5 separate regions of the Homo sapiens genome follow, and regions 1, 2, 4 and 5 are each linked to region 3. Evidence: chromatin loops called from intact Hi-C (ENCODE). Cell type or tissue: MCF 10A. All regions are shown on one strand. Region 1 has its middle 85 kb from the start of MAGEA4-AS1. Region 2 has its middle 19 kb from the start of CNGA2. Region 3 overlaps GABRE (gamma-aminobutyric acid type A receptor subunit epsilon). Region 4 overlaps GABRA3 (gamma-aminobutyric acid type A receptor subunit alpha3). Region 5 has its middle 66 kb from the start of MAGEA10.

Evidence for each region. Peaks named below come from ENCODE experiments on the same cell type or tissue, not always from the same donor. Only the 100,000 strongest peaks of a DNase experiment are listed, where the experiment ranks them.
Region 1: a loop joins it to region 3, with 10 times the contacts of the local background. A loop is called at or near these places in 3 of 110 quality-filtered maps.
Region 2: it touches region 3 in a loop (5-fold over the local background); 5 of 110 quality-filtered maps call a loop at or near these places.
Region 4: it touches region 3 in a loop (7-fold over the local background); 2 of 110 quality-filtered maps call a loop at or near these places.
Region 5: a loop joins it to region 3, with 5 times the contacts of the local background. A loop is called at or near these places in 4 of 110 quality-filtered maps.

Annotation. Positions count from the first base shown.
Region 1 is chrX:151,823,139-151,828,138 of GRCh38, forward strand. No RefSeq gene overlaps it. Among named protein-coding and RNA genes, the nearest start is that of MAGEA4-AS1, 85 kb to the right of the region's middle. RefSeq lists an enhancer at 2,007-2,553. In MCF 10A, a CTCF peak has its summit at 2,868; DNase peaks (open chromatin) are centred at 2,943 and 3,213.
Region 2 is chrX:151,751,625-151,756,624 of GRCh38, forward strand. No RefSeq gene overlaps it. Among named protein-coding and RNA genes, the nearest start is that of CNGA2, 19 kb to the left of the region's middle. In MCF 10A, a CTCF peak has its summit at 1,945; DNase peaks (open chromatin) are centred at 1,957, 2,637 and 3,227.
Region 3 is chrX:151,968,820-151,973,819 of GRCh38, forward strand. It overlaps GABRE (gamma-aminobutyric acid type A receptor subunit epsilon), which reads right to left. Exons shown (of 9, transcript NM_004961.4): 2 at 1,366-1,583; 3 at 850-917. Among named protein-coding and RNA genes, the nearest start is that of GABRE, 3.4 kb to the right of the region's middle. In MCF 10A, no CTCF peak of the experiment used is centred here; a DNase peak (open chromatin) is centred at 2,042.
Region 4 is chrX:152,341,515-152,346,514 of GRCh38, forward strand. GABRA3 (gamma-aminobutyric acid type A receptor subunit alpha3) reads right to left here. Exons shown (of 10, transcript NM_000808.4): 3 at 4,067-4,188. Among named protein-coding and RNA genes, the nearest start is that of MIR105-1, 48 kb to the right of the region's middle. In MCF 10A, a CTCF peak has its summit at 1,991; no DNase peak of the experiment used is centred here.
Region 5 is chrX:152,069,794-152,074,793 of GRCh38, forward strand. No RefSeq gene overlaps it. Among named protein-coding and RNA genes, the nearest start is that of MAGEA10, 66 kb to the right of the region's middle. In MCF 10A, no CTCF peak of the experiment used is centred here; a DNase peak (open chromatin) is centred at 2,668.

The sequences.
Region 1 (5,000 bases), 150 kb before region 3:
TAGTGGACGGGGGCCACTGGGGGTCAAAAAGCCCTGGGAAGAAGATCGAGAGTTCAGTTTTGGACATTGAGGCATTTTCTGGTACATTTAAGAGAAAATAGCTAGTAGACAATTGGTTATATAGGTCTGAAGCTCAGAGCTGATGTTTTAACCAGAGATAGAGGTTGAAGTACAGTAGAGAAGGAGGGGCCAACTGAGGAGGCTGATAATAAATACACAGAGAGATATAAAAGAAACCAGACAAGCTTGTGGATTCCTCTTCCCAATGTTCCTAAAAGGTCAAGCAAGATGACAGAGAAGTGACCAACGGATTTAGTAATGTGGAGGTCACTGGTAATGTTCAAGTTCAGTGGAGTGAGTAGTGGAGCCAGTAGTCAGATTGGACTAGATGAGACTATATTGCAATAATCAGGGGTGGAGATAGTGGTGGCTTGGAACGCAGTGGTGGCAGTAGAGGTGGTGGGTAGTGGTTGAATGCTACATATTGAAGATATTGCTCACAGCATTTGTCAATTTGTAGGCTATTGGAAGTGATTGATCGAAAGAGAGGAATCAAGTTTGACTCATAATTTTGAGGGAAGCCAAAGCAAATGAGTAAATGGTGGTGCCCTTTGGGGAGAAACTGAGGGAGGAGCAAACTTAGTGATGGCAGAAGGTGGCTAATCAAGAATTGTGTTTGTTATATGTGAAGTCTGAGATATCTATCACACACGTGGAGATGACAAGTAGGTATTTTGATACATGAGTCCAATATTTAGGGGAGAGATCATGATGGAGAGATAAATCTGGAAGTTATCATTGCCCAAACAATATTGCAAATCAAGTGATCTCCTAGGGAGGGAGTATAGATGACATGGAGAAGGTCAAGGATGGAGCCCTAGGGCACTTTGACATTCGGACAGACATCAAGAAGAAGAAGAAGCTCCAGTAAAAGAGAAGAAGCTACAAATCGGTTGAAAACTGGGTGAGAGTAATTCTAGGTCTTGCCCAGAGAAGAGAATATTTTAAGAATAAAGGAGTGATTACCATGTCAAATGCTGCTGGAAGGTCTAGAGTGATGAGGACAGAAGTGATCATAAGCTTCAGGAAGATGTGGGCTTTTGCCGATTGAACCCATTTATGCCTAGTTAAGAACCATTTCAGTGAAATAGTGGATCAGAAGCTGACAAGAATAGGGAAACAACTTGAAATACAGAAGAGGAGCCAGAAAGGAACACAACTCTTTGTAGGTGTTTGGCTCACTTTGGGGTTAAGAAAATTGGTAGCTGGAGGAGACAGGATCAAGGTTTGGATCTTTTGAAGATGGTAGATAGAAGCCATGTTTGCATGTGGATGGAGATGATCTAGTAGAGAGGGAAAGTGGCATGATGCAGATAGAGGAGAAAACCACTATAGTGATGTCCTTGAGTAGGTAAAAAAGCATAGGATCAAGGGCACAATTGGAGCGGCTGCTCTAAGATCAGAGAAGGGACAGTTCATCCAGAGTGACGGGGGAAGGCAGAGTCTATGACAATGAATGTAGGTAGGTTGATGGATGTGCATGCAAAGGAAGAGGAGCAGGACTCAGGAAAAGATTCAGAGTTCAGAGGTGGGGCACACAGGAGTCTCTAGTAGATACCTGGAGGACAGGAAATAAGATAAAGGTCAAGGCTACAGACCAACTTGAAGGTCACTGGAGAAACTTCTGTTCACAGAAGGAAAGAGAATGATGCAAAGTTGCGTAGATCTTAAGTGGCAGCACTGGGAGGGGAACTTAGGTCTGTCTGATTCCAGGGCCTGTGCTCTTTCTTTTCCAACCTCTACCTCTGGATGGAGGTAGGTTTATGAATTGCAGTGCCCAGCAAGACATTCTTCCTGCATCATGTTTATAGCTGCTGGTCATTTGACCTTAGTGTAAAGCTGAAATGTGTGTGGTCAGAGGCAGGAGGCTGGCTAGGTGACCTCTGGCCTTTCCCCTGCCTTACCTCCCTAGCCTGAAAGATCAGAGCTTGATGCATATTTTGCCCTCATAAATTGTTCATAAACTCTGATGGCAAGCTTCAGATTTGTCACTCCCTAATGTAGCAGTGGCTACAGCCAGCTGACATCAAGCTCTGGGGAGCGATGCAGTAAATCATTTTCCCTTTTGTGCAAGAAGAAAAAGTAGAAAATTACATTCTTCTCAGATTTCGCTTTTGAGTGTGCTGGTGCCTCTGTCAAGTGCTCCTTCTTGCAAACAAGAAAACGGTATGACCCCCAGGGAGCAGGCTTTTCAATAGGAGCTATCTGTGTAATCCCCACACAAAGAGGGAGAATGGTGAGCAGCAATCAGAACCTGTTGTCCCATCAGATCACAAGCTAGAGGTTAAGTTCTCTATTCTGCAAGTTGGGGACTGAGATTCAGGAAGGTTGGGAATTCACTCAAGTCATCCCATTCACCTGGAAAGAGGAAGAGCTGGGCCTGAAATCTGAGCTGGAGTTCAGAGTCCTGCACTGGCCCAGTGGTCCATTTGGTCCTGGGTGCAAGTAAGGACTGAGGGCCATCAACCTATGTAGGGCTAAAACCCACCTAAGTAATGAAAGTGCAAAACAATGGTGCTGCTGAAAATGATGATGATTATAATCTTTTCATTAACTCCTTGGGAAATCAGAGAAGGAAATTATACACGCAGAAAAGCCTCAGCTGCACTCACACTTTATGCCCTGTGGTCATAGCCAAATCCAGCACCTGGGACCCTCCTGAGGGCCCCAGCATGCCCCAAAGGGGATCCCTGGCTGCTTCTGGCATCCGTACAGACATTTCTGGCTGCCCCTCCTCAAGGCTGCATTATTTATTCTTGTGTTTGTTATGACAAATACAGCAGCATGGAGGAGCTGTTGGCTAATTTGAATAGTGCTTCCAGAAGCATCTTCCAAGCCAATTGGTTCATCTCTGGTCAAATAGACATGAGTTGCCAAGGGCAAAGAGCAAGAAATTAGCCAGTGACTCAGCACTGAGCTACTCAGGGGTCCCACTAGGGCATGTCCCTTCTCTGGGCCTTGGCATCTCCAACAGAGACAAAGGAGCTGGGCTACAGGGCCTCTAAGGCCTCTTTCAAATTTAATTCTCTAAGATTCATTCTCTCTCTCTCTCTCTCTCTCTCTCTTTTCCGCTTGCTCTCCCTGGCTCGCTCACTCTCACGCTCGATCTCATTTTATGTCATTTGCTTTGTCTGCCAAACTCCCTGGGGCTTACTGTAAAAGCATAACTGATTTTGTAATGAACATTCCATGCTATATCCAACCAGATGTGTGTGCTTGCTTCACAGGGCTCCACTAGGGTGGGGCTGGCTTACTCCAACAAGGCAGAATTGTGACCTTTGTCTGAATTCCTTTTCAGTCGTGGCCTCTGGAACCAGTTGACAAAGATAGGAGCAACCCCCTTCCATATCCAAGGATGGTCCTGTGAGCATGAGGACCTGTATAGGAGCTGGAAGATTGTTGGATTTGGACCTGGACTTGGGATTGAACTTCCCCCTACCTGGTCTCCAGAACCGGGGCAGATAACTCAGCAGGCCCACCTTCTCATGAATGCTCGAGAGAAGGAAGAACAGAGTTATTTTGTGAGCTGGCCATCAAGAGTCAGATAACACTTTCAAGACACATGATGAGTAGGAAACCTGGGACTAGCTCTCTAATCATCTTGTCCCAAGACCAATGAATTCCCATTGCCCATCAAACAGGACCCCTGTGATCTTGGGAGGAAAAAAATGAATTTCTATTTTCATCAACTTCTAATTGAAATTTCTAATTTCATTCAATTTTGAATGTAGGCAATGAACCACAGTAGCATTAGTAGTACGTGAGGCTTTGCCACTGAGAGAAATCAGAGGGATTTTCATATCACATTATTATTGTAGCTATCTCCAGACAGCCCTTATAGTGGACAGTAGTTTGAAATTATAGTAGTAGTTACAGTCACCACTAGATTTGATTTCATGCATTAATACAAAAAATTTATATTAGCATCTCATACAAGTTTTGTTTGATATTTGGATATAATTTGTTTCCTTTATAACCTTGTGTATTTTTATGCATTTCAAGTATTATTGTCAGAAGGAATCTGTGGGCTTCATCTTTCAGCTAAGGGTCTGTGGCACAGCAAAAGGGTAAGAATACAGCGGCCCGTGAAGCACAGGGCTTAGAGCCTGCTGCAGTGGACCCTGCTTCAGGTGCCTACCGTGTCTCTATGTCGGATGACAGTCTGGAAGTCACCATTCATTGTCAACAATCAAGGCAGCTCACTGTTCCCACAAGGGCTGCTTTGAGGTGTCATTTCGATCTCACCGAAGCTTGTTTGCCCTCACTCTCTGCCCCTCAGTCTGGGCTCTGCTAAAAGGCTTGCACCTCATGACCTCTCCCCTTCTCTGCCTGTGGGACCTCATCCTCCTCTGCCCTTGGTCATGATTCCCTGGGTTCATTAATACTCTCCTCCCCTTGCCTCCTTCCCTGGCCTCTGGCAACATTATTGTGTCGCCTCCTCCTTCCTTCCAGGCCCACAGCACGTGCCCTGCCTCTTCCCATAGGACTCTCAGGGTGTTCAAATGGAGAAAGCAGGATTGGGGTTCCAAGGAAGTGCTAGGTTGTTTTTGCTGCTGCTGCTGATTGAGCTAAGGCAGCAGTAATAATAGCAAGTGGGAAAATAGAAACACGCTGGCTCTGAGCCAGGACATTCTTACCCACTCCACTGTCTCTGGTCAGACCACATCTCTTTGGAGTCTTGAGTCTCTTAATAGGCAGTGAATAAGATGTTTCCTATAGGGGATCCATCGCAGATCTACCCAGAGGGCAGGTGCTTGTGGAATGAGGCAGGCGAGAGAGTTGAAGTAGAGGCTACGCGGTTTGGAATCCTGACTGCCATTTACCAGTCATGTGACCTTGGACAAGTTATTTAACCTCTCTTTGCCTCAGTTCCTTCATCTGTAGGATAAAGACAGTAACTCCACACTTCAAAAGATTATTGTGAGGATGAAATGAATTAT
Region 2 (5,000 bases), 220 kb before region 3:
TCCCCTATAAACAAGTGTGACTCAGCTATCATCTGTATTTGTGGCTTTCCCCCTTCCTTGCTCCTGGAGGATGGGGCTGTGTGAGATTCATGCTACCCTCCTATAGCCAAAGCTACTTGCAAGAGGGTATGTGTGTGGAGGAGGAGAGTGGGTGTGGACTTGGTCCCCAGGGAGCTCTGCTGAGGTAGAGCTCCCCAGTTGAACAGGGAGCTGGGGTAGGCAGGCATGGGGTACCAGCTGGCCCCAGCAGGAGGAGTGGTGTGCCATACTGGCTGTGGGTTCAGTGGCAGGTCAACTTCCCCCTGGCAGAGACTGAGCTGCCAAGAACTAAGTGATTTTGCTTCTCTCTGAGGCAGACATTTCCCTGGAAGGACAATCTAGCCCTGATTTAGGACCTGAAACCAAGCCAGTTACAGTTAGCCTGACGGGGAGGGTGATGAAGATGCCTTTCTAGATAAAATGTTTGCTAAGCCCAGGTCCAAAAGGGACTCAATGCTGTGGCTGGGACCAAGGCCACGCTTAGAGAGGGCCCGTAGGAACACTGGCCTGGGAGCCCTGTAACCTAAGCTTGGTCCTGTTCCACTCCCATTTTCTGGGGACTTGGACTATTCTATTCCTGGAAATCTGGAACATAGCACAGTAGGGTAGCTGGGGAAGAGGACAGTATCCAATAGAGCCTCTTTCCTTGGCTTCCCTAGGCTTGAGGAAGACCCTGCTCTTTCCCAGCACTGCCAGCCTAACTGCATATTCACATGACTCAAACTGGGCAGTGCTAAGGGGGCCTCAGCAAGCTTCTGTCTTGTCTTCTTTGGACAGATTTGTCCCTGGAACGTGATATTTGCCCAGGGTCTTGAAAGATGCAGAGGAGCTCGATGGGCAAGCAGGATGAGATGCCAGGTCCCACAAGCCAAGTGAGCAAGAGTGTTGAAGAGCAAGACCAATGGCCTCAGTCTGTGGCCAGGAGGGGGTTCAGTGGAGCATGAACCTAACTCTCTCCTGGGCTCTACAGATCCTGGAGTTAAAGTGATCTCAGTGGTGAACTGAACAAATTTCTTTCCCTTTTGGGTTCAGTTTCCCACTTATTTTAAGAAAGGAAGTTCGCAGGCCGTTTGCAGCCCTCCTGGGGAGTCAGAGGATAGATTCGTCTTACCTCAGCTTGTACACTTGCATCATTCAAGTTTGTCTAAGCTCAAACTTCCAGCCAGGACTTTGGAGTTGCCAGTTTCTACGGATCAATGTTTTTAATTAGATTGGGTTTCTTGTTTCTCCTTTATTGAATCGGGTAAGCAAATTAAATTGGGCAATTTGTTGTTAGGTCATTTAAGTGCCAACTGGGTTTCATAACCTGGGTTTGTGCCATATCCAAGTGCCTCCAACTTCTTCCTGGAGTGGTGGAATCAGAGGCCAGCTGGAGGTGTAGGCATCCTAGGGAACCGTAGGCGTGGGTCTCTGGCTCTTGAGGGTCTGAGTCCCTGGGGCATAGACCCACTCTCTTTGTTGGTCTAGAAAGGCAAGGTGGATGGTCACAGGGGCTCAGGACTGAAGCTGGATGGGAACAGTGGTGAGATAATAATCAGGAGTTCCCAGGGTTGCCTGTGGACAAGGCACTTCCTTGAACCCGTAGCCTCTGTTTTGTTATCTATATAACGGGTAAGGTCTCTGGAGACCCTTCTGTTCTGGCATTCTGTTGCACTCTGGCTCTGTGAAGGTGGAATCTGCTCCACCAAGATATAGCTTGTTTGCCTGGTGCTGGAGGGGGCACAGCTTTCGGGATCCGAGTCTTGGAAGGCCGACTGAAGTGGGCTGGGCAAGAGGCCTGGGTGGGGCAGCAGCCTGGGCCAGGTCTGGACAGCGCCTGGCTGACCAAGCTAAGGCTGCCTCGGGCTCCAGACAGCTCGCCCTGCTGCTGTTCCACCTCCGGCCGTAAAGAATGGTGGGGACGCTCTTGCACCGCGATTCGAGCGCACCGTTGGGCTTGCCAAGCCCTTGCTCAATCTCCACGTAGCGGGAGCTTTTTTGCACGACCTGTACTCCAGGAGTGGGAGCGCCCCAAGACCCTCTGGCGAAGAAAGAATTTGAGCAGGGCAGCTGCAGGCACAGGGCATGGCAGGAGGAAGCTCTTCAGCGCCTGCCTCAGATCTCCTCATCTCCACATCCCCCTTGGAGCCTTTGCCCTCACCCTCTCCTCTCAATGGCCACATTTGCCAACTACACGGTGCCACCCTGCAGGGTTTTTGTCGGCAACCCATTCCATCTCTTGCCCAAAGAAAGGGAGGAGGGTTGAGCTGTAGGCCATTCACCTCTGGGACCTGTTCTGAGAGAGGGTAAGGCTGGGACTGCTAGGCCACCTTCCTGGCTCCTGGAGATACAAGAGTGAGGAGGCAGGTCTGCAGACAGGCTGCCCAAACCTGTTGAATTCAGGGAGGTAGTGACAAGATGTGACAGGCGAACAGGGACAATGGCTGGAGGGCTCCAGCAGGGGCTAGGGACAGGTATTCAGGGCATCGGGCTTGGTAAATAACATTAACAAGGCAGCAACTTGAGCAGGCAAATTGGTAATGCAGACAGGGCTCCGTGACTGTGCTGGCTGGCTGCCTGTGAGTCACCTCTGTGGATCGATTTAATTGCTGAGCACTTGGATATGCAATGTGCTTAGAGAGGCTGAGTTGAAGCCCCGCCTCAAAACCAGTGCAACAATTTGGGTGTACTACCAGTGGCCCAGGAGCATTGCTTCCTCAGGCCAGGCCCGGAAGCCTTAGCTCATGTCTCTCCCCTTTTCTCTCTCTTTTGTAAGCACTGGGTCCCTCAGGTTTCAAGGTGAAACAGACTTCTTTTCTAAAGCCACCCTGATCTGGGGGGTCTCTAGAGATCTCCCCAGCCCCATTCAATCAAGTCACCTCTTGTTGCTTGATTGCATTGTCTCTGTCCAGTGCCTGACCCAGAGTAGATGCCAACAAATATTTTTAAAAGAATGGGAAAACCAGTGTATTTCTTGATTTTTTTCAGGTGCTTGCTGTTTTCTATTATGCCTATGAAATAAAAATACAGCCCTTTAGGAAACAATGTTGTGTCCGGTGTGTCCATAGCATAGCAGACGTTTCAGAGAATAGACCAGTTTTGTGCAGATGTGGACTGAGGGCTAGGTGGGGGAGTAAAGAATCTGAGAAACAGGAACTCTGCCAGCATCTCATTTTACAGGCACGGTCTTGTTCTTCCTTTTCTGCTCTGACCATGTGGAACAGAAAACAGTTTTCCTTGGCTCAAAGACAAGGCAGGCGAGGCAGTGACTGTGCGTAAACGTGCCGAGAGCTAACTGTACCTGTTATGGAACAGTTTCAGGTACTGTGTGCAGAAAGGAGTGGAGTGTGCGGTTCAAAACACCGGCTGCTGTGGTCATGCCAACCCAAAGTTGCTCCTGAACCTCAAAGTGATAGCATCCCCAGACTGAGCCACTGTGGGCCGGAAACCCAGGTTTCTGGTGGGTTGTTTACCCAATTGCGGAGATAACATCATAGCCAGATGGAGTAAGTCCTGATTGGTGACATTTGAGGATTTTGAGATGGAGCTGGCTAAAACTTGATTTTTCTATTTTCAAATCTTGTCATGTATTGAATCGTTTTCGAATGGCATGAAAATCTTATTTAGTGGTTAATATCTGCCCATTATTTTAAGAGTAGTTTTCATAACCAGTGACCATCACTAGATCAGGGCCACTAGTAAATCACTAGTACTTTGAATTACTGGCCCTACAAAGCCACAGCTTGGAGTTGGAAGCAGCTTTTCTCTGCTACTCAAAGGGGTGGTGACTGTACTGAGTGGCCAGCTTTGAGATTACTGCCATACACACTCCTGGGTTCTACCTGGCTTCCGCTCTGGGGATTCAACCTAGACCTAGGGCTGGGCCGAGACCTCCGCCTCCCCCATTGTGGGATTGAGGGGCGTGGAGGTGAGGTAAGGCTGTGGCCAGCTCTGAATGGAGAAAGGAATAAGAAAGGAAGGAGAGAGGGAGAGAAGGAAGGCAAGAAGAAGGGAAAGAGGAAAGAAGAAAGGAGGGGAGGAAATAAGGGAGGAAGAGAAGAAGAAAAGAAGAGAGTGAGGGAGATATCTGGGACCCTATCCTGGCAACTTATGGCGGCAGAGTGATGACAGGTGGAAAAGCTTAGCTGACTCTCATGCCAGGCCAACATGCAGAGCTTGGTGTTCAGCTTTGCTGGGTGGCAGGGCTCACTCGGAGGGGGCATGAAAGGGTCACTGGTGGAGTGGAAGGGGTCTTGGCAGGTCATGAGCTGGCTCCCCTCTGCTGGGGAAATGCCACAAGGACTCTTGAGAGACAAGCGGCAGGCCATTGTCATGTTCCTTTTGAAATGGGTCTTCCCAGGCTTGGATTTGGTCACCCCTCACAATTGGGTCACAGATGCCATCTGCAGTGGCACTCCTTGCCTTTACCTTTCTTTGCTCCCCTTCCAACTCCTTTCTTTTTGTGCTTCTCTCTCCTCTCTTTGCTCTCTTGCTCCTCTTCCTCCTGCCCCTCCTCCTTCCTTGCTTCTTTCTCCCTCTGTGGCTCTCTCATCTGCTTTCCCTCCTCCTCGCCCTTTCTTCTGTTCCTCCTTTTGCCTCTGAGACCACTCTTCCCTCCTCTCCCCCTTTTGCTTCCCCTTTTCTCCTCCCTGCTTTATCTCCCCCTCTAAAGCTCGCTTTTTCCTTCCCCCATGTCATTCTTTGTCCCCTCCCCAGGCACTTTTTTCTCTGTCCTCCCGAATCCTCCCATCCTCCTCTTCTCTGTCTTTCAGGATGGCTCAGCCATCTTTTCCTGCTGCCTGCCTCTCTCCTCCCTATGGCTCTGTCTTTTCCAGCAGCCTAGTCCCTGCTTCTGCCTCACCTCTCATCATCCCTCTTCCCTTCTCACAGTTCTTGCTCCAGCTTATCCTCCAAGCCCCTTCTCTTCCCTTTCCTTCTCAGTCTGTCTCCTCCCTATGTTTCAGGCTTCTAGCCCACCCTTC
Region 3 (5,000 bases):
AAATGATGTAGGCAAGATCAGGTAAACACCTGTGATATAAGCTGGAAAGATGTAACTGCCGAAGAGAAGAATGTGGTATGAGAAAGAAAGGAGCAATTAACAGGTGTGGAGGTCAGGGGAGATGCCATGAATGAGATGCTGTCTGAGCTAGATACTGAAAAAGAAGGCAGCTGACAAGTAAGAAAGTGGAACAATGGCATACCAAATAGAAGATCACTTGAATGAAAGCTCAGAGGTACAAGGTGGTCTGGGAACACCAATATTCTAGTGTGACCAAAGCACGTGGTCTCTAAAAGGGTGAAGAGGAATACAACCATGGAGGGCCTTCAACTGCATGTAGTAAGCAGTGCTGGGACTGCAGGAGGTGCATCACTTGGGAGGCCAACTTAGTAGGTGGAGTAGGTGTATTCTAGGTGGGAGATGATGAAAGCCAAATGGGGGCAGTGCTGACACTATGATGATACGAGTGGAAAAGGAAAGAAGGAAGTAGAGCAAAAATATAGAACAGTCTTAGAGCAAGAGCTAGTAACTTTAGACTTATGTCCATACAATAATTATCAGAAGAAAAGAGGCAGTCCATTGTGGTGTTTAACATTGCTTTATTATTTCTATTTTGAATGAAAAAACTGGAAGATATGGTCATGATTCTGAAGATCCTCTTCAAGTAGCAAGGGACTTACCTTTTCCAGTCTCATTCTCAAACCAGTGGTTAAAAAATCCCTTTCTCCCTCCAGAAAATAAATTATTGGAGTTGTTACAGAAGTACAGAGCAGAAAGCAGAAGTCTGTGGAAGGTCCCATAGGTCAGCCCCTGGGCTAGGAAATAGTACTAAAAAAGCTTAGTACTCACCATGTCTAGGATAGAGAGAGGACCAAGGCTGTTGACGGAGATCTCAACAGTGACCACAGTGGGCTTCTCTATAAGGGAAGCAGAAGCAGCAGAGGGTAAGTGTCAAACAGGCGCATGGGACGGGGGAGGAAGTGGTCAGAGGGGATGAAAGGGGAGTCAAGTAAGTGTTGGACCACACAGTTTCAGCATCTAATCCTATTTCTTTATTTATTCTTTCATGGCAAAACCAAGCTCACGGACTGTTAAGAATTGGACACACATCTTGAAGATCAACAATCTAGTTTAGTCCTCTCATTTTACCACTGGAAAAACTGAGGGCGAGAGAAGGGAAAAGTCTTGATCAAGGTCAATGACACTGCTGAGAATAGAGTTAATATCTCTTACCTGACAGGTCAATAGCAGATGTTCCTGTCCATGAGCATGGCACCCTCTGTTACTGCCCAGGTGCATTCTCCATGCCTATGCCCTCAACCCCTGGACCCTCTAGGAGGGGAAGAACGTCGTTCTGCTCCTCACCTCCAATGCCAGGGCGCAGTTTGTGGTCATAATTACTCAGGATAGTGTTCAGGATGCGAGAGGCTTCTGGCAGTTTGCCAACTCTGCTCCCAGTCTCAGTCTCAGTTGACTTTGTTTCCTCAGAGAGGAGCTGATTTTCCAGAGGCTGGGGCTGGGGGCCATAGACAACATCACGGGAAGAGGCTTCATTCTTTGATTCAGTCTGAGGTCCCTCGACCCTAGAACATTCAAACGAAAAATGAAGCTCTGCCCTGCACTCTGTAGGGGCCCCAGCTAGTGCCTCTTGGGACAGAAGCAAACCAAAACAAGTTTTCAACACAAAACCTAGTTAAATTGTGACTGGTAATAGCAAATTATAAGACAGTGACAGATTAGGCTTGTGAATTTCTTTTAAACCTTGCTGCTCTTTGGGGACTTTCTATGCTGTCCCTCTTTTATGATCACTCTTTTATTTAAGAAAAAATCAACAAAACCAAGACCTAGATTTTAAAAGAATGTTACACGTGAAATGAAGAGGGCATTTATGTCTGAGCGCTGGCCCACTGTGACTAGCCTTGGCCTCTAGTCAGCCTGACCAGCACCAACCAGGAGTGAGGAGCAGGCAGAGGGCCAGGGCTGAGAGGAATGCTTGCGAAAGCCAGAGCGGCCTCTCCCAGAGAGGACCAGAAAATTGTGGGAATATTTTGCGGTTTTGTTGGTTGTGTAATACTCGTTGCACTGGGGGCAGGGGAAGGGGATGAAGGGAAGGAGGCTAAAGAGCAGCCTTTGTGGGTGTCTAAACAGGAAAGGCAGGAGTCCTCCACCCACAGACAGCCATCCAGGAACTGGCTGCCCAACAGGAGTCCACCCTGAGCTCCACAGCCATGCACCACAGCCAAGAAAAAGAAGAAGATTAGTAAGAATAATTGAATTAAACAAAAATGTTAAAGGCCATCTGCCAAGGTATGAAACTCACCGATGGTGTTAGAAGTCCGGATAGTGCTGCCTTTGCTGGGAGGCAGTGACAAAGGGGGCTTCTGAGGTCCTGCTCACATTCGGGTCCTTGATTTGGCTTTCTTTACACCGCTGTGGTCATATTCTGACAACTCATCAGCTGTACACTTATGATTTGAGCACTTCTCTGTATACATGTTCTAATTCCATAAAAAGTGTTTTTAAAAATCAAAATGCCCCACTTGCTAATATCTGGATCTTATTTTATTTAAAAGCAAACTCTTGAAAAACAAACAGAAATCATTTATGACACAATAGGAGAGATTTGAACACTGAGTGGACAGTTGAGACATGAATAAATTATTCTTTAATTTTTGGTGTAATTATGGTATTTTCTTATGTTTGTGAAATATTAATGACTAGAAATACATACTAAAACAATTACATATAAAATGATATGATGTCTGAGATATGCTTCAAGACAATCTAAGTTGGAATTGGAGGGTGGGTGGTGTAAAAGAAAATAAGAGTGGCCATGAGTTCACAAACAATGGGGGTGCACTGTTCCCCCTACCTTTATATGTCTTTAAAAAATTATAATTAAAAGTCTTTTTAAAAGCCATCGTCCCATATTAATCTGTGATACTGGAAGGCAGGAGAGTGGTTTCCTTTGGGGAGGAAAGTGTACGGGGACAGGCATTTTGGAGATGCATGCGTGTGTGTGTGTGTGTGTGTGTGTGTGTGTGTGTCTGTGTGTGTGTGTGTGTGTGTGTGTGTGTGTGTGTGTGTGTGTGTGGTGAGGGGGTTGCAATGCTGTATTTCCTGATCTAGGTGTTGGTTACACGGGCCTGTTTACTTGTGAAAAGCCACTGAGCTGTTCACTCATGATGTCTATGCTTTTCTACTGGCACGTCACACTTCCAAAAGGATTTTTTTAAGCCATAAGGCAATTTGTTTCCTAAAATAAGGGGTAAACAGGGCAAGAGACGTTGGCATGACCCCTGTATTGCGGACCAAGGGACTGCCAACTTAAGAAGCAAAATGCATTTTTTCTGCAGTATTTCAAGCTGTTAGAATTGCTTAAGTGGCATACAGATGTGCCAAATCCACACCATTTCTCATGTCTGAAGTGGCTACTTCCCATTGTGGGCGAGGGAAGAACTGGGCTTGGAAAATACAGTTTCTACTTTCAAATGCCATATCTAGAAGATGTCCTCTTTCCCTGAGGCCAAACTCCCAGCCATCTCAAAAGATAAGGGCCAGTGACTATGGGAAGAGAGGAGGAAAAATGGAGCCCTGAGACCCTGTAAAATGAGTGATGTGGCTGGAAACGTGGCACAATCAGAACTGGCAGTCAGTGGTAGACTGAGCACTGCCAGACAGGACCACCTAAACGCCTGAAGCAGCCCCTCCCAGATGTCTGAAATCCATGGACGAGATCCTCCCCGCTGCCCCAAGTTTAAAAGTGCAGAGGCAAACAAATAAACCTGAAAGCACTGAGACCACCAAAGCCCTCCTGCCCCTAGACTAGGTCTGCAATAAAAATGATATCAGAGGGTCATAAGGTGGCTTTAATCCTAAAATTGGCTTTTGCCAGTTAAAAAAAAAAAACACAACAATAAACAAACAAAACAAAACCTCATCTTGAGGTCCTTGGGGTTAAAGAGCTGCTGACAATGCATACCTTTCCCCAGCCAGCCATTAAGCTCACTTTCGGGGCTAGACAGAATAAAAACTTGAAAAACACTCACACATTGGAATAGTGGCATTTTCCAGGGCAGTTTTTCAGACATTCACATGTCTCTAGACATAATGGTCCAGCATGAAGTTGAATCTCTGCACTACCCCCTCCCAAACAGTCGACTGTTGGTGGTGTGAGAAGTGGGGGGGGGAGGGGCGCATAAGAAAAGATGTTGGATTTTTTTCTAAATCAGATCTTTTTTTTCATTCTACAGATGGACAAACTGAGGCCCAGATAGAGGAAGGACTGTGCCCCAAGTCACACAACTAATTTGAGGCTAAGCCTGGACCAGGGAGAGGTCTTCTGGTTCAGTGTGGCCCAGTACACCCCATTGTCACCTCCTCAGCTCTTTCCTGACACCACAGGTTGCTATGCTTGAAGGGCAGTTTCCATTTCCCCAGTCCCTTTTCCCTGCTGTTTTCCTCTCTGACCACCCCTTCTTATTTCCCCCACCCCAGAGCCATCTTTTGCCCTAGCCAGTCACCACGTCAGCTTTCTCAACTAGTCCACATCCCATTTTGAGGGATGTGGATGACTGGAAATTGCTAGCACGCATAGAAAGACATTTATCAAGCTCCTGCTGAGGCTAGCCCCACTCCAGGGCACCAGTGAGCCAGCAAGCAGCTACACATCCCCTTCTCTGATGAGCTAACGCAATCTGGGGTAGGGAGAGAAGCCACCCTCCCTCCCCAGAACAGACAAACAAGACACAAGCCCAGTGCCATGGAATCTTCGAGAAAGCTCCACAGATCAGGAAGCTTGCAAATTTGTGACACTTCACACACAGCAGGAACCATCTCAAAACAACAACAACAAAACGAAGCAGTCATCTTCCACCCCAAAAAGCCACAAATCCAGGGCACGACCCTCCTAGCCAAGTCTCAGGGCGAGGAGAAGGTGTGAGGGAAGATGGTTGTTCAAGGGAAACCTGAAAGGGGAGAAGGGGATTGAAATCTACGGC
Region 4 (5,000 bases), 370 kb after region 3:
TTTCACCATATCCATAACAACATCTATTGACTTTTTTTTTTTTTTTTTTTGAGTCTTGCTCTGTTGCCAGGCTGGAGTGCAGTGGCGTGATCTTGGCTCACTACCATCTCTGCCTCCCGGATTCAAGCCATTCTCCTGCCTCAGCCTCCCAACTAGCTGGGACTACAGGCACACACCACTACCCCCCGCTAATTTTTTTGTATTTTTCGTAGAGACGGGGTTTCACAATGTTATCCAGGATGGTCTCGATCTCTTGACCTTGTGATCTACCTGCCTCGGCCTCCAAAAGTGCTGGGATTACAGGCATGAGCCACCATGCCCAGCCTGACTTTATTTTGTTTTATTTTACTTTATTTTATTTTATTCTATTTTATTTTAGATGGAGTCTCACTCTGTTGCCCAGGCTGGAATGCAGTGGCGTGATCTCAGGTCACTGCAACCTCCGTCTCCCGGATTCAAGCAATTCTCCTGCCTCAGCCTCCCAAGTAGCTGGGACTACAGGCACACCTCACCACGCCTGGCTAATTTTTGTATTTTTAGTAGAGACGGGGCTTCATCATATTAGCCAGGCTGGTCTCGAACTCCTGACCTCGTGATCCGCCCACCTCAGCCTCTCAAAGTTTTGGGATTATAGGCGTGAGCCACCACGCCCGGCCCTATTGACTTTTTAATAATGGCCATTCTTGCAGGAGGAATGTAGTATCTCACTGTGGTTTTAATTTGCATTTCCCTGATGATTAGTGATGTTGAGCAGTTTTTCACATGTTTCTTAACCATTTATATATATTCTTTTGAGAAATGTCTATTAATGTCATTTGCCCAAAAAGTCAGAATCTTTTGACCAGTTTTTCTTCAAGTATATTTTCTGCCCCCTTCAGATAATCCCATTACAGTTACATTAGACTACATGAAGCTGTACCACAGTGCACTGATTTCCATTTCATTTTTCAGTCTTTCTTTCTCTCCATGTCTTGTTTTTGCTAATTATTATTGCTATATCCTTAGGCTTATTAGCGTTTCTGTCCTTTTTGGGTTGTAGTTTCTTGTTTCCTTGCATGCTTGGTAATTTTTGACTGGAAACTTTTTTCCAGAAAATTTTCTCAAATTTTTTGACTGGAAACTTTTGACTGGAATCATCGTGAATTCCACTTTGTCAGATATCAGATTTTTTTACTGCTATAAATATTTTTGATTTTTGTTCCGAGATAATGTGTTACTTAGAAATAGTTAAATTCTTTGAAGCTTGATTTTAACCTTTGTCATGTGGGACTAGAGCAGCCTTTAGTCTTGGGATAATTTTGCCATGCCACTGAGGCCATATTCTAAGTACCCTACCCCATGTACCAGGTGTTAAAAGTGTTTCCACCAAGTAGAGTGATGGAAACTCTGGTTGGTGAAAACACAAGTTATTCCAAACCCTGATGTTTTACCCACTGTTTCCAGTGGTCTTTTCCTCATCCTTGAGCTGTGAGGTAAGGAGTACATCCTTGAGTTGTGAGGTAAGGAGTACATACTTGAAAACTTGTGAAGCACCCTCTACAGATTTCTGCTTTCTCTCTCTCTGTCTTTCTCTCCACAACTTTTTAGTCTCCATGCAGCTCTATCTTCTCCTCTGCCTTATGAATTAATAACCTTGGCCTCCCCAATTTCTCAACTTCTTCTCAACTGAAACAGTCCACCAGACGCTATCTGGGCTCCCCTCCCTGCACTGTAGCCTAAAAATTTGCTCCAGGCAGTTAAGGATCAGCAATCACAGAGCTCACCTTGTTTGTTTTCTTTCTTTCAGGAATCAATATCCTGTGCTGCCTTTGTTTGATTTCTATAAAACACTATATATTTGTTCATTTCTTTGTGGTTGTTTAAGATGGGAGAGTAAATCTGGTCCTTATTTTCTTTCTCTTCTTTCCATATTAATTGTTCCAACCTCAAATCCAAAAAAAAAAAAAACAAAACGCAATTGCACCATTCTCCCTCCAGTCTTCCCTATTTTAGAAAATAGCACCACCCAGTGATACAAGCCAGGAACCTAGAAGTTATCCCTTTCTCCTCCTCTTTTTCTAACCCCATAATCTAAGCAGTCACCAAATTCTCTCCATTCACACAGTCATTATTTTCATCCTAGAAAATTGCAATTAATTTGTGACTGGTCTCTCCTCCTTCAATACCGCTCTACTCTAATCCATTATTTATATAAAAGCAGGCGTTACATAGCCTTAGTCCAAAATCAAAACACAATGAAAAAACTGCAAATATATATTTAACTTTACTTAATGTGTTTATTGTAGTACTATGGGTGTAGTAATTTCAAAATATTTTTGTATATTGTAGGATTAAACAAATGGGTACATGTATCAATTAAAAGTACTTGTTGGACTGCAATTAGTAGTATCAGTGTAAACTTATTGCCATACATGCACACACACATACATATACATATATACAATACATCTGTGTGTGTATATGTGTGAGTGTGTGTGCATTTGCTATTTTCCCAGTTCTATCTACTGAAAAATCCTGGAAGCAATGAGATCCTAGCAGTAATGAGGACACCTAGCAGCCAGAAATTTGATTCTAAATGTAATTTCCCAAAAAAGGTACCACTTATTCTTGGAAAAATGACTAATTCCAAGGCTGGATTATGAAAGTACAAAATAAGTCTGGAATATACTGTCATGCCATATAATAAGAAAGTACTCAAAAAATGAGAGCATATCAAAAGGAAACAGAAGCCAAATGGAATAGGCTTCCACTTAGGGAATATGGGAAATTATTAGCAAAAATTTTAATCAAAATAGTCTATTGAAATGAATGATATTAATGGACTGTAATCCACCGAATAAAGCAAAAATCCATTCATACTGACATTAGCTAATTAATTAAAGAGAAAGAGATTTTTTCTTACAATAGAATGTCATTTAGTAAGTGTAGAATAATAATCGCTTTAGAAAATCACCATTTTGCCACCATAATTGTTATTAGTCTCACAGGGATAATCTATAGTTGTTAAGACTATTGGGTGTAAGCTGGAAAAGGCATAAAATAGTGTCAGAACATCTCTCCACAAATTACGTATTAATTATAAACTTTTAAAATAGTAATTTTAGAGTGCAGCAACCTGGTAAACATCTACATTAACATTACCAGTAATGGAGCAAACAGACTTCAAGTCCCTTCTTGAGCAATGTGCTGATAAAGACATAATTAACTCCTATGGTGTTACTTTGAAAATAAATATGGAAGATTTAATCAATGTCATGAAAGACAAAGAAATGCTGAGTGTAGGCTAAACAGACACAACAATAAATGTAATGCATAATCCTAGATTGAATCCTAAATCAATGAAAATTTCTATAAAGTACATTTTGGGGATAATTGGAAAAATTTGAATATGGACTACAGATTACAAAAGAGCATTAGATTACATTTTGTGAATTTATAATAACCCGTGATATATTATAATATATTTACCTTATTGTGATCATATTGCTGATTATACTAAACTGATGGCCAACTAAGATCTCACATAGCCAGTAGATTATTCCTTTTTGGAGTGTCAGGCTGATATATGCTCAGGGTTTTGAAAACAAAGGCATGTTTCTCAGCTTTTCCTGGACCACACCAGTCACCCAGGCAGGTATTGGTATTCTGTTACTAGAAATGGGCATTGTCTAACCTTGAGGGAGAGATGCTCCTCAACTTACAAGACCCCATCCCAATAAACCCATCATAAGTTGGAAATATAGTAAGTCTAAATCCATTGGGCTATGTCCCATAAACCCATCATAAAGACAAAAATCATACGTCAAACCATTGTGAGTCATGGAACATCTGTGTATTACTCCATATGCACCTAGCAAAAACCTAGAATCTTCTGAAGCCAGACCAGAGAAATCACCTACTGAAATGAAGGATTATGACTAATTTTTAGTGCTCATAGGGAAGAAATTCAGCTTTACACTAATCTCATTGGCCAATAGACTACTGAAGGCACCTTATAACTGTTTTTAGATAACAATGGCCAAGAAGAAGATCTGAAAAGGACTTCAAAGATCTTAAAAGGACTGACCTCCAAGCCCAGGTCGCAGCCGGTTGTCATAGCCGTCCAGAAGACGATCCAAGATTCTGGTGAAGATAGTGATGTTGTCAGTGCTGTCATCAGGAATATCTGGGGCATGCTTAGGAGACAGCCTGAGGCAATGCAAGGAAAAGAAAAAAAATAATAGTTCTTAATAGGAAAAAAAATACATGACTAGATATCGTAATTCAAGATTTCAATTAATAGACTGGGCCAATTACATAGACCTATATCTTATCCAAAATAGCAATCACTACATATTTGTCACAATGATTGCTTGTGTAGGAGGCAGACAGTGTGGTTAATACTCGAACTCTTACTCTAGCATTGGTATGAGCTTTGCCAGGCATATATCCTGGCCCCAACCCAGCAGTAAAGAGACACAAGTAGAAATTCTGGACAGAATGTCACTGAGAACATTTCCCGGCATACAGTTGGTTCATCAAATTGTGTTGCATGATTAAACAGGCATCAAAATAAAGAAGGGAAATGTTACTGAGAACTTACCTCACTTCTAGCCCAGAGAAATTTAAGTTCACAGAAAAACAGGGTTAGACAGATCCTTAAATTGTACATAGTCTACTTCTACCCTCATCCTATGGGGAAAGGGAAAACTATTTGCTGAATATCAAGAACATACACTGGAAAAAAAGACAGTCTTTTCAATAAACGGTGCTGGGAAAACTGGATATCCATATGCAGAAGACTGAAACTAGACCCCTATCTCTTGCAATATACAAAAATCACATCAAAATGGATTAAAAGACTGAAATCCAAGACTTCACACTATAAGACTACTACAAGAAAACTTTGGGGAACATCTCCAGGACATCAGTCTGGGCAAAAATTTCTTGAGCAATACCCTACAAGCACAGGCAACCAAAGCAAAAATGGACAAATGGGATCACATCAAATTACAAAGCTT
Region 5 (5,000 bases), 100 kb after region 3:
AAGGTGAGACAATGACCTGATCATTTTGAGATCTTCATTCTACTGAACCATGAGGTAAAGAAGGATTATTATAATGGCTGGTATGATTGATCCTGATAACCAAGTGGAATTGGGTTGCTGCTACATAATGAAGGCAGAGAGTACTATATCTGGAACAGTGGAGATTCTCCTGTGCCTTTTTTAAATACAGTTATGCACCACATAACAACATTTCAGTCAATGATAGATCATGCATGTGACAGTGGTTCCATAAGGTTATATTGTATCTTTACTACCCCTTTTCTATGGTTGGATGTGTTTAGATACACAAATACTTACCATTTTGTTACAATTGCCTGCATTGTATTCAATACAGTAATATGCTGTACAGGTGTGGAGCCTAGGAGCAATAAGCTGTACTATGTAGCCTAGGTGCGTGGTAGGCTTTACCATCTAGGTTTGTCTAAATACACTCTATGATGATTACACAATGATAAAATCGCCTAATGATGCATTTCTCAGAATGTATCCCCATCATTAAGCAATGCATGACTGTACTTCCACCAAAATAAAAGTTAATGGGAAATTATAGTAACAACAACAACAAAAAAAAAAGGTAGGACCATTAAGCTTCAGATTTTTCAGGGATGAAGGTTTGAGTCATGCTACCAGATAAAGAATTCCATCCAGTTGAGGTCACAGGTGAAGGCAAAGAGCAAGTTAAAAATTCCACTATGGTCTCATGACAAGGTACAGAAACATGGATTATAATAGCTATTCATATTTTTTCCTTTCTCTTATATTTCCTCATACTATTTAATACAAGTTTATTTGGTGGTTAACTTTACAATTTTATCTTTTTATAAAAGAATATTCAGCACTGTGACTGAATTTGTGGAGAAATTAATATATCTCAGAGCCAGATTATGTGATTGTTTCCCAGAAGTAGATGCAAAAATTTTAGGGTCTTTCCATCTCCTCACTTTGAAGAAAGGATGAGAATGTCTACTTTTGTACAGAGGATACTCTGTTCTTATCAGACAGACACATAGAGTGGTTGTGTTGTTTCATGAAAGTGTAGAAGTATGGTATAGAAGTATAGAAGGGTACGTATGCAACCTCTGCCTCCTGGGTTCAAGCAATTCTTGTGCCTCAGCCTCCCAAGTAGCTGGTATTACACGTGTGTGCCACCACACCTGGCTAATTTTTGTATTTTTAGTAGAGACAGGGTTTCATCATGTTGGCCAGGCTGGTCTCGAAGTCCTGGCCTCAAGTGATCTGCCCACTTCAGCCTCCTAAAGTGCTGGGATTACAGGTGTAAGCCACCATGCCCGGCCTTAGCAATACACTTCTGTTATCTGCTAGTCTATTCTCTAACTCTGCTCATTACTCAACAGTTCACAGGGAAAGTCTATGGGCTCAGAAAGCTAACAGAAGGGCTAGCTTGCCTTTTTATTTCAGTCTGCCATCCCATTTCTACCTTGGGATATGGGTTTCTCTTTCCCCAGTGCCACACATGTACAGCCAATCCATCTGAATGGCTTCCAAGCCTTAAAACCCAGGGTCCTCTTCTTTATTTAAATCCCATCAGAGGCTCCTTAAAGATGGGTTGACTGAGTTTCATAATCCTATCCTATGCCCTGGGTGAGTCTTAAAGCTCATGGACTCAATGGAGAAGCCCAGAAGTAAAGACTGCAGCTCCAAATAATCTTCAGAGTAGGGCACAGAGAGGTATGAAGAGCCTTAGTCCAGGAGGTGGGGGTGGGGTGTGGGGAAGGAGATCCAGTCCTAGTCCGGCACTGTCACTCACTTCATCTATGACTTTTAATGGGTCAGTTACTTACTCTGAACCTTCTATTTCCCATTTGTCCACTAATGGGATTAAACTAGATGATCTCTAAGCACCCCTTTTCACCCCTGCTTCTTACTGGCTTTGCTAACTTGGTTATAAGGATTTGACTGCAGAAAATCTGAATCTAAGGATAGGGTCAGAAAATATTAATTTAGACATTAAAATTCCCTAGAGGCCTTATTTGCTTGAGGAGCTTACATCTTTGTGCCATGTTGCTGAGATGATTGGTGAGCATATGCCCTCCAAGGAGTCTGCTGTTACTTGAATCTCAGCAAGTAATCTTGATAACTGATAAAAGAAAAGTGTTCATCTTGTATGAAAAAAAAGAAGAAAGACTGGAACGGTAGCAAAATTTATATCATCTGGTAGAGAAAGGTTAGTTATAATCGACTTTGTTGGAGGCTGGAAAGGAATCTTACAAAGGGAGAACTTGGATTGGCAAAGTAGCTACCCTCCCAGGACTGATGTCTGATCCCAAGTGGTCTTATCAGAAAAGGAGGGTATGTGTATGACTTTTAGGCTACCATGCCTTTCAATGGAAATGGAGGAGTAGGCATCTAGCACCTGCCAAATCAGCCTGTCTCCCAGAGCCTGATCTCTGAGTGGGATGAATTTGCATTGTGCCCCCTACATGCACACTTGTGCATGTGCATGTACACATGAATACACATGTCCACATATGTTCTCTCACACACAGGCACACAACCACACCTGTAGCCCTCACAGGGCCTGGCAGAACAAGGCGCATGTTACATGAAGTAAGCAAATAAACAATGGAATGAGTCATCTCTAGGGCCGTAACATTGTCTGAATTGGAAAAATAGCTGAGAACCAGCTTCTGGACATCCCTTAACCACTCCAATGAGTCACTGCATAGCAGACCCTGCCAAGTGCAGCAGGAGTTTTCTCTCCTCTTCTAGAAGGTCCTCGCCAGTAGAATTGCCCAGGGCAAATGACACAAGTGGGCGAGGAGACACTTTTGAAGAGTGACAGTTTGAACAAGAGAAGAGAGGAAAAGGGGCAATGAGGATAAAGAAGGCAGTAGCAGTTAGCTGGCATGATATTGGAGCTGGTGGACCTAAGAGCAGAGTGGAATTGGAAAGAAGCTGGGGCAGGACATGAAGGGATTTTACCACTTGAGGTGGCCTTAGGCCAAAATAAAAGCAAATCATATTCTTGAAAATATCACATACCACGGAAGAGAGAAAGGCTCGGGAGAAATCATCCCAACAAATAATTTTAAATTGCCCAATTTCTAGTTATCAGTTTCATTCACAGGCATTATCCCATGCATGTGTTCTCTCCCTCCAGCTTGCTTTCCCTTACATCCTAGTCCTCAGCAACAGGCACTGATAACAGTCATTGAGTGCTTACCATGGGCCAGACCCTTTCCTGAGCACTTTACACATATTCACTCATGTATTCCTCATTCTCATAGGCCTAGGATATAGGTGCTACTATTATCATTGTCCTGCCTCACAAACAAAGAAGCTGTGATGAAGTTTTGTAGTGAAGTTATCCAAGATAACAGTTGGCAAGTAGCAGAACTAAAACTTGATCCCAGGCAGTCTGACTCCAGGGAGAAAAAATCTTAACCATTATGTCAAACTGCCTTTTTTACTGACTGCAGTGACTAGAACTCTTTAGAAAGACCAGTCCTTTCATTTATAAGTGAAAACATGCAGTATTGGTTTTCTGTTCCTGCATTAGTTTGCTAAGCACAATGGCCTTCAGCTCCATCCATGGCCCTGCAAAGGACATGATCTCATTCTTTCTTATGGAAAGCTCAAATTGTATGTAAGATTTAATTTTTTGTTTTTTTTTGTTTTTTTTTATTATTATTATACTTTATGTTTTAGGGTACATGTGCACAACGTGCAGGTTTGTTACATATGTATACATGTGTCATGCTGGTGTGCTGCACCCATTAACTCGTCATTTAGCATTAGGTATATCTCCTAAAGCTATCCCTCCCTCCTCCCCCCACCCCACAACAGTCCCCAGAGTGTGATGTTCCCCTTCCTGTGTCCATGTGTTCTCATTGTTCAATTCCCACCTATGAGTGAGAATATGGGGTGTTTGGTTTTTTGTTCTTGCGATAGTTTACTGAGAATGATGATTTCCAATTTCATCCATGTCCCTACAAAGGACATGAACTCATCATTTTTTATGGCTGCATAGTATTCCATGGTGTATATGTGCCACATTTTCTTATTCCAGTCTATCATTGTTGGACATTTGGGCTGGTTCCAAGTCTTTCACATGGACACATAGTGAGGAACTACACACAACTGGGGCCTATCAGAGGGTGGAGAGTGGGAAGAGAGAAAGAATCAGGAAAAATAACTAATGGTAACTAGGCTTAATACCTCATTGATGAAATAATCTGTACAAAAACAAAGAGACAAGTTTACCTATGGAACAAACCTGCATATGTACCCCTGAACTTAAAATATAAATTTAAAACATTTTTGAGCTTTCAAATTTTAATTTATTCTGTTTATTCCATGCTTTTATAAGAACAAATTTCAATGCCTATATTCATGCTTTGCTTTCAATAATTACAGTTTTCTAAAAGCTTCAGTTTTTTTGGGTTTCCAATTTTTGAATACTTTGATTAAACATTTCCAACTGATTTTAAATAAAACTGCAACCAAATGACTCATGTACAAAGGAATTGAATGCCATTGTAGGACACTCAGGTTTATCTACAAGTGAGTCCTCCAGGGCCTCAGATATTTTTGGACGCAATTGAAGCTGGGCAACAAAAGGAAGACTGTGATACTGGAGGGTTGTTTTACTTTTTTAAATGTAATGTCAGTTCTATCATAAAGGTTTTTCAGTTCAGTTAAAAAAAAAAAAAAGAAAGAAAGACCAGTCCTTGTCATGGAAAAGCAGGAACCAACCACATGCATAATATCAAAGGAATGCATCTAAGGTGGTACATTTCATGGGTTCTTGAAACTAACTCAAGAAATTACTAAACCCCTCTATTCATTTCATATCCCCTTTTGTGATGGCCAGTTTGCTTCCTCCTTTTTTTTCTACAGCCATCTGCATTTAGAGAATATATTCTTCCTATCTTACTCCCCTCTTTTGCCAGAGCCTGGCAGTGGCTTGGGTACTAGCATTGCCCAACATGATTGTCAGGTTATTCAGCTCTTCTCTA